Linked DNA regions of Homo sapiens: regions 1 and 2 are each linked to region 3. The links are chromatin contacts, found by Hi-C or POLR2A ChIA-PET in ENCODE. All regions are on one chromosome and are shown on one strand. Each heading gives the region's core, a stretch centred on a gene start or an enhancer-like site at or near the end of the contact. The rest is flanking DNA. Distances are from core to core; before and after follow the strand shown.

Region 1 (2,969 bases), core at 364-2,863, 1.0 Mb before region 3:
TCTACTAAAAACACACAAAAAATTAGCCAGGCGTGGTGGCAGGCTCCTTTATTACCAGCTACTTGGGAGGCTGAGGCAAGAGAATCGCTTGAACCCGGAAGGTAGAGGTTGCAGTAAGCCGAGATGGTACCACTGCACTCTAGCCTAGGCAACAGAGCGAGACTGCGTCTTGGGAAAAAAAAAAAAGAGAAAACTTTCAATGCTAATTAATTTATCATAATATAAACAGTTTCTAATGTTTACTTAGATTTATAAGGGTTGGACGATGTTCCTGAAAGAAAATAGAAAGTCACATAGGTAACCTGATTGATCTCAGACCAGTGTGTTTAATACTGCAAGGCAGTATAGTAAAGGGGTAAAGAGAGAAGTCTGGGGTCAGATTGTCTGGGTGGGTCTGATTTTGGGCTCTATATTTATTACTGTGTCACCTTAGGTAAGTCATTTAACTTTTCTGCGTCTCAGTTTTATCATCTAAAAAAAAACCCTTAAGATAATAATAGTATCCAACTTAGAAAGGCGATGATTTAGGACTTGTAAGATGCTCAGAAGAAATGTTGTCTGTGGTCATTATTGCACATAGGCTAATATTGAGGGGAGAACACTGGTTCATTCCCCTGCCTGTGATTTCAGGAATTCTGCCCCACTTAAAGTCTTACCAATATATGTCTGGATTCCCCATTTAAGGTTTTCATGGGCTTACAAAAACTCAGATCCTGCCTAAGCTACCTGAGGGTACGTTTTACCTCCCCTGCTGCTGGTCCTGTGACAAGGCTAATGTCTAGCCACACCAGGGTGCCTCCCCTAGATGCTCCCAACATTGGATTTCCAGGAGTCTTACTGTACCAAAGCCAAGGTCTTTTCCACCCAGAAGGGAAGGGAATACTTAGCCTCCTGCCTCTTGATGCCACATTCTACTCCCTTGAGTGCTTTAGGGAATTTGCTTCGATGCTTCATGCCTACTACGCCTTTCTCTTTAAACTTCACGCTTGGGGCCCTGGCTATGAAACAGGGATACCTGAGGCACAAAACCTCCCTACCTCTCCCGTTTTTCAAAGAGCAACTCTCTGGCAAATGGACTCATGAAAGTCCTGCTTAAAAGTTCCTCAGACATGTTTGAATGGGCTTAAATCTTACTTTAGGCTCAGTCCAGGACTCTGATTCCCCTTTCCTGGTTACATAAAGATGCTAATAAAATCCTGAAACCCCCTTTAAGCAATCAGCAAACAGAATCTCCTCTTAGTTTTCCCTTTTGGGCAACTGTATATGCCTGCACTGTATTCAGTAAACATATTTCCTAAACAAAGTAAAGCTTTCCATATGCTTTTGTGATTTTAACACATTACTGATTGAGCACAGTAAAAGCCTGAAATGCATGCAGTGCTAGTAAGATAGTCCCATGGGTATCTACTTCCTTAAACAACTTTCCCTCAAAAGTACTAAATGTCTCCATAATATCAACTATTGATAAAGTTCTCAATTCAGTGTTATGTCAGTTGAGGCAACCCACTGATTTATATTTCCTAGAAGGCTTTTTCTTTGAGAGTTAGAATGGTAGACAGAAAAGGAAATTAATCTACATGAAACTCTAAGGGAAAAATGTAGGTTTACAAGTAGTGAGGAATGGCGAACTATTTTTTTTTTTTCTGCAGGACATTTCTGATGAGTCATGTTTATATGCACAAGTATGTATACCCACTGTTACTACAGGCATAGTAGAGATACAGTTGGCTGCAGGCTGTACACAATAATCTGAAGCCTGGCTGTAAACCTTCTCTTCACATTAATCTGCCACACACTCTGATGATTAGGAATCCCTGATCCACTAATAATCTTTTCTACTATGAATATATAGCTGAACAATTTGTGATTACAGTTGCTAATATATCCTGAAGTACATCTAACCTCCAGTTGATGTCCCATCTGGTGGTGTTTCCAGTTTTGTGAGCTTTATCTCTGAATCAACTTTAATAGAAAATAGTAAGGTCCTGAAGCACTAGTAGTCACTTGGTTCTGGAACCCTATTTATCTCTGCATTTCAATAATGGGCATTTTTATGTAATGCCAATGAGCAGGGAATGTTCACAGAATGCACTATGTAGGGATTCCCTAATATCTGCGTTGTAGCAGCATCTAACCATGTGCCATTCAAGCATATTGTAAGCAAAAGGGATGGATTAGCCCAGTGTGGAACAATTAGAAATGAGCCAGCTTGCCTGAAACAAAGGCTACGGAAAGAGATTAAGAGTAGAGACATCTGCTTACCATCAAGGGTAGACTATAAATAGCAGTAGCAGCCTGAAACCAGAAAGTGATATATATATATATATATATATATATAAATGGAAAGGTCTATTGTTCACATACAAACTTTCCAAAACCATCACGACTGCCCCATCATCATTATCACTAATATTCCTTTGCAAATATTTATATTTAATATGCATTGAAAAATCAGGTTGCTTGTTTTAACATAAAACCAGAGTGTGTGATATAGGATGGTATATATTATTTTCAAATTTTAAAAGGAAAAAGAAAGCTCATAAAGGAATTACCCCAGTTATTCAGAGAGTTCAAATGTTTCTGTTTTGGTTATCCATCCTCTCTGATACAGCTCACAGGGAAGCTTCAAGTAGTTAGGAACTAAAAGGTATAAACCAATATTCACCGAGTCTTCTGAAAACACCATGACTTGCAGTTTCACAATTTTAAGAGACAGCACCCTGCAATACCATACTGTGCTTGAACATATGCAAAGAAGGATAATTATAACCATTTTTCAGTCTTGTGCAACTAGAAGTGGAGATATTGCACCCGATCTGCAAACTTCATTATGAGGCCACTAGGGTGTCCATCACTGTCAAATTCCTATTGGCATTTCAATTAAAGAGGAAGGATGGGGAGAGGGAAAGGGAAGTGAAAGGAGGACAAATATTATTCCTAGAAAATAGGCTCAGATATTTGTACTTAAT
Region 2 (2,819 bases), core at 141-2,640, 940 kb before region 3:
AATTCTGGGATATGTCATCTGCCCTAGGCAAGTCATTCACAATTCTGAGCATGCATACATCTTAGCTGCTTTTGAGTCTCCTACAGAATGATGGTGTGGTAAGCATGGAGCAAAGCTCTTATCACTACCCTTCTAAGGCTGGTGATGCTAGTCACTTCTTAACTTCCAGTTTGGGGAAGAAGTGAGAAGAGAGGTTTAAAAAAAAGGCACTGTTGTATTACAAACCAAAATCAAAAACAGATTTCTATACTAACTACCCTTCCAAAGGTAACACATTAGCTATACCGTTAATCTAGCAAAGCAGGGAGGAAAATGAAGGAGTGCATTTGTTTCATTAGTCTTTTCGTTTTGAGAGGTAGACAGGAGAGATAGAGATACACAAGACTCAAGTTTCTTGATACAGTAAGTATATTAAGAATATAAACGGGTTTGATAAAATGAACATTTAAAAAACATGGCACCAGGCTGATTCTTCTTCCTGCACACCTTAATGCCTAACTTTTGAAAGGACTTGAGACATAAGAATCACAATTTTAAAAAATTATAGTTTCCATGCCTTCATGGTGGATCAATTTCCATAGAAGTCTACCAAAATGACTTATCTCCATCCCAGGGAAGCAACTGCAAGAGGGAAAATGAAAGGAATGCAGTCTTTCTATGTAGGCAGAGTGGACTTAAGTGTGAGTCAGAAACACCGATTTCAGTTTGTGCGCTGCAACTTGATAACTTGGGTGATGTTTGGCTTCTCAGAACTTTGGGAGGTGAATTTGAAAAACAGGTAATGCCACACTATATAGTTCAGAGGATTACCTCAGCTTACAAACAGCAAATGAGACGCAAATGTGAGCCATAATTCACATTTCTAAGCAGTTGGAGCCCTGATATGGCACTGGGGTTACAAACAAGCGGGGAAAAATGTCAACCCAGTGATGTCATACTCCTAGGCCGGGCCCTAAGATTTTTTTGGAACCTGGCGGGCTGAGCACAACAGGGAAAGCCTCAGCACCCTGACTTGGCACAATGGTACCCTTAAGGCTCTTTGCTCACTCAGTTCTTAGTAGCTCTCCTAAAGCATGGTGGTGTTCTCTTCCAGTTCTCTGCGTAGACTTTGCTATGCTTCTCCGCCCACTGCTTCATCCAGAGAAACACTCGTATCCACAGCCTCTCCCCACTTTCCCTCACGCACGGCTCTAGAAAGACGGGGATAGGGCGCGGCTTAGGCTTTATACACCTTGCCAGCCAATGACCGCGCCGTCTCCTTTCCGGTCGGCGATCCGACCAATCCAAGAAGGTTGGTGCAATCTTCGGCTCTACTCGGCTGTTTTCGCTGATGCGGGCAGCTTGGGGGCCGCCGCCGCTAAACAGACGCTTTCCTTTTTAATTTTTTTTCCATGTGTTCACTTCCGGGTCCGGCGTCGATCCGGATGCCCGAGGCAGAAGGATGTTTGACCTCCGGATAAGCGAGGCGCTGCTGTGCATTCATTCCGGGCTGCATCGGTGGCGACAGCAGAGGCTCGGGCGGCGACTCTCCGGCCAGCGGCGGCGGTAGGAGGCACCAGCGGCAGTGCAGGGACCGAATCCGAGCAGCGCTGCGTTACCTCTCTCTCTCGCTCCTTCCCCCCTACCTCGCTCGCTCGCTCGCTCGCTCCCTGCGTGGCTCGCTTTCCTCCTCCGGCCGCCGGCGGGTGTGATGTGCCGCCGCCGCTGCCCCCGCCGGCGCTGACGGACTGGGGGCGCCGCCCGCGCCCGGGACCGACCCCTCTGCTCGCGGCCGCGCCTTTGAGGTAAAGCCCCCTGCGCGTAGGTGCTCCGCTGCCAGCCCCGGCCCGGCGGCTGCCTCGGCGCGGCCGCGGCGCCCTCCCTCCCGGGTGGGGCTGGGGTCCCGGGCGGGTGGGGTGGGGTGCGGCGGGGGCGGCGCCGCAGGCGCGGGTGTCGGGGGAGGGGTGGGCGAGGACCATGGCGGGTGGCCCGGAGGCGTGGGCAGGAGGGGGCCGCGGTCGGAGGCTGAGGGCGCGGAGGGCTAGGGGGCAGCGGGGGCCGCGGGTGGCGGGTCGGGCTGGGTGCAAAAGTTGCCGGAGTGGTGCGGCGCGACTGGGGCGGCGAGGGAGGTGGGCCAACTGGGCCGGCGGGGGCTTCCTTAGGAGAGATTGGGAGGTGGGGAGTGTCGCCCACGGTGCTCCTTGACTGTGTCCAGACAATTACCTTTGGAGTAGGGGCTTCAGGCAGGAAGGAGGCATGGATAGGCTGGGAGGAGGCGACGGGGGCCAGCGTTCAGCTCAGGGATAAACTTCCCGTTGGAGTGTTTAAGGGGTTGGGTGGGGGGACACAGGGATTTACCTGTTTCTTAGAGCTTTGACTCAGCTCAAAACTTAACCAAGACATTAGTCAAAGGTTAGCAAAATCACTCTGATGGTTACTCTCATGGTGCCGGTTTGTTTGTTTATCCCACATGCAGGGGAAGTGACACTGAGAAGCATCGGGTCTCTTGGTCCACAGCCTCCACATTTCTTTTCAGCAGGATGAGGAGGGAGATGTGTGTCTACTCGTGGGGTGGGGGTAGTGAGGCCTGTGTCATGGTCATTCCCCTTCTCCCACCTCATGTTTTAGGGAGGAAAAGTTCAGATGGGGGAGAGAGTGAGTGTGCCTGTGTGTGTGGGAGACAGCTACTGTTGATACACTGTGTGAATTACTTTCAACTCTTTTGTAGTAAGCACCCAGGCTGGTCAGTGGCTCCTTTTAAATCTTCTATTAAAATATTTACTTTAAATTAGAGAATTAAAAATGTACTTATTTTTAATGAATTAAGAAAATAAGTCATT
Region 3 (2,891 bases), core at 112-2,611:
GAATCGCACAAATGACCCATGGCCCAGGGTCAGTGTGGCTGAGCAGAGTGAGTGGTGTGTGGTGAGCAGGAAGGCAGGGATAGGCCAGATCATAGAGTACTGAGGGGCCACAATGAAGGAGTCTGATACATTTGAACTGCCTGTCCAGGCAGATCCTCTCTCTATACTCTCGCGCGTGCGTGTGTGTGTGTGTACATGCATGTGCACGCACAGGAGGAGGTTTATATAGCTATCAGCACTCCCTTGTCCTTTGGCTTCTGCTTGTGTTGAGCCACTGCCCCACTTCCCCTGGTTTGCAGAGTGCAGAGGGTAGGAAGAGAATGAGGGTCGCTGTGGACAGGCTGTGACTCTCCACAGAAGGTCAAAGCTCCTGTCAGGAGCTCTTTCCACACAATTCTCTCTCTGGGCTCCTATAATTGCTCACCCGCACTGTCCTCTTCAGGCCTGGGATAATAATGGCCCTGCATTCTTAATGCCCCTTAGGGGTGCTACACCAGCCTTAGTCACTTTTTGAAAACCCTGTTCATGTTCTCCTAGAAATTTTCATCAAACACCCAGCCTGAAAGTACTCTTCCTGCCAGGACCTTGACTGATAGATTCTATTCTGAAATCACTGCACCAAGCCACTCTCTCACCTTCAGCAGTTACCTTTTGCTACCTCCTTAGTCTTGGTAAGCCACTTGCTGGAAGCTGGTTTCTGTAAGTGGCATGTAACTCCACATAACATCACCTTTGGAATTTTTAGAAGTTTCTGGGTCAATTAAATGTCATCCAGCTCCTATGGTTCCCTTTTTTTGCACAAAGCTTCCCTGAGATCAGAGCTCTCTTTAGGGTGATGCAAGTCATACCAATAAAATGATTCAGGACAGAATTTTGAAACTAAAAGGCAGTGTGGTATAGAAAGACCTCTGAATTTGTACTTTAACTGTGTGACTCTTGGCAAGTAAGTTTCCTCATCCTTAAGGTAGTAATGATAATAATGTGCAGCGATAAATTTATTTCTCAACACTGGCCTCATTGGGCCATTTTGAGGATGTAGCAGAGATTACTCCAGCATCAACTTCTTTGCTTCACTGATTCTGAGACACAGAGTATAAACAAAACCCAGGACGACTCATGTTTTTGTCACTCCTTAAAATTGTGAGGTCCCCACAAGTGTTATAATACATCGATTATTATATTAGTCATCACGAGCTGCCATAACAAAATACCAGACTGGGTGGCTTAGACCACAGAGGTTGATTTCTCACAGTGAAGGAGCCTGGGAAGTCCAGGTTTGGGGTTGCCAGCATGGTTTGTTTCCTGCTGAGGGCTCTCTGCTTGGCTTTCAGACAAGAGCCTTCTTGCTGTGTCCTCACATGGAGAGAGACAGCTCTGATCTCTCTTCCTCTTTTTATAAGGGCACCAGCCTTGTGAGATTAGGAACCCACTCTTTAACTTCATTTAGCCTTTATCATCTCATGGGTCCTATCTCCAAATATAGTCACATTGGGGGTTTCGGTTTCAACCTATGAATTTTGGGCAGATGCAAACACTCAGTTCACAACAGTCATCTAAACCAACTGCATGATAACCATTACCCAAACATTATCTATTTCTCTCAGGAACGGCAACACAGATGATTTGGAATTCCACTAGATTAAAAGCTCTTTTCCTCTACAACATATAATGATGCATGCTGAAGATTATGATTAAAAATACTGAGTTAGGTTTAGTAATTTATATAAATAACTTACTTAGAATACACGTACAAAACTAAATCAAAGAACCACTGTCCAATTTATGCAACTACTCAGTGTCTGAAAATCTAAATTCCTAAGATTGCCACGACTTTGCTAAGATTTTAACCAAAAATCTTGACCAGCATGAGAAATATTGCCTTGTATGACTGTCATACACATTCCTGCTTTAGTAAGGAATGAAATTTTTTAACTATTAAAAAAAAAGGCAAGAAACTTGAGAATTTGAGAATGGAATACTTCACAGCAGTTTTTTAATTAACCAGATTTACATGTTTCAACAGGAATAAACCTTAAAAGCGAGTATAACCCACATAAGCAAAATTGTTTCAAAAATTAAACAAAATACAGTTGGATACTGCAACTTCCTATAAAACTAACTCACCTCTGCCTTTCTGAATAAAAATGAAATGGAATAAAACAAATCAGTCTTCGACTGCTTCCTCTGTCTGTGACCACATACCGTCGTTTAGGCTAATCTTTTACATTTTTTTCCCCGTCCCTTTCATTTCAAAAATAAAGATAATAATATTCAATATTTAGAATGTCCATCATGGAGAACTGCTGGCAGCATAAAAAGAGAATCATGTGACTTTTACAATATAAAATTCTCCATTTGAAGGATATTTGTGTATAAGGCTCTATAGTTCAGTATCAACTAACATTTATTTAATACTATGTGCCAGATATTACAGTAGGCACTTTTGTTTTCAATTTATATTTACCTTTTACAACTCATCCGATTTTGGCACACTGGCAACTGAGAATGTTGAGGGGCACACATAAAAAAATACTTTTTAGGAGATCCACAGTTATGGAGCAATCACGTAAGACTTCACCTTGAAATATCTTTATTTTATTTTATTTTTTACTGCCCTGAAAGATGGGGTTAACAATATGGCACATGTATACCTATGTAACAAACCTGCACATTGTGCTCATGTACCCTAGAACTTAAAGTGTAATAAAAAGATAAATTAATTAAAAAAAAAGATGGGATTAAGACAGCAAATAATCCAGGTAGTCAGGAGAACTTAATGAAACAGCCGTTCTGCTCTGCCTAACTTTCCCACCTTCCCTTGCTGGGGCACCACTGCCCATGGGTGGAGCTGCCAATTAAGTCAGAGCCTCAGGGTGACACACAACTACTGA

What was found. Hi-C counts contacts between places; a loop is a spot of excess contacts on that map. ChIA-PET counts read pairs that join two places held with the same protein, here RNA polymerase II (POLR2A). Pooled maps may share reads with other maps.
Region 1: a loop to region 3 is called in a map with no recorded cell type, with 3 times the contacts of the local background. The contact joins two enhancer-like sites. A Hi-C loop is called at or near these places in 4 of 37 single-sample maps with no recorded cell type and 4 of 50 pooled maps.
Region 2: a map with no recorded cell type shows a loop between it and region 3 (3-fold over the local background). The contact joins the promoter of CSNK1G3 here to the enhancer-like site in region 3. A Hi-C loop is called at or near these places in 2 of 37 single-sample maps with no recorded cell type and 2 of 50 pooled maps. POLR2A ChIA-PET finds 5 or more read pairs at or near these places in 1 of 52 experiments (HEK293T).

What each region holds. Positions count from the first base shown.
Region 1 is chr5:123,453,063-123,456,031 of GRCh38, forward strand. No RefSeq gene overlaps it. Among named protein-coding and RNA genes, the nearest start is that of CEP120, 31 kb to the left of the region's middle. Within about 2 kb of position 1,614, at least 3 of the 41 ENCODE cell types and tissues checked have a DNase peak (open chromatin) inside an H3K27ac peak, as active enhancers do.
Region 2 is chr5:123,510,787-123,513,605 of GRCh38, forward strand. It overlaps CSNK1G3 (casein kinase 1 gamma 3), which reads left to right and starts at 1,391. Exons shown (of 14, transcript NM_001364140.2): 1 at 1,391-1,784. RefSeq lists enhancers at 1,103-1,162, 1,323-1,532, 2,563-2,712 and silencers at 1,713-1,802, 1,973-2,042.
Region 3 is chr5:124,452,475-124,455,365 of GRCh38, forward strand. No RefSeq gene overlaps it. Among named protein-coding and RNA genes, the nearest start is that of LINC01170, 15 kb to the left of the region's middle. Within about 2 kb of position 1,362, at least 5 of the 41 ENCODE cell types and tissues checked have a DNase peak (open chromatin) inside an H3K27ac peak, as active enhancers do.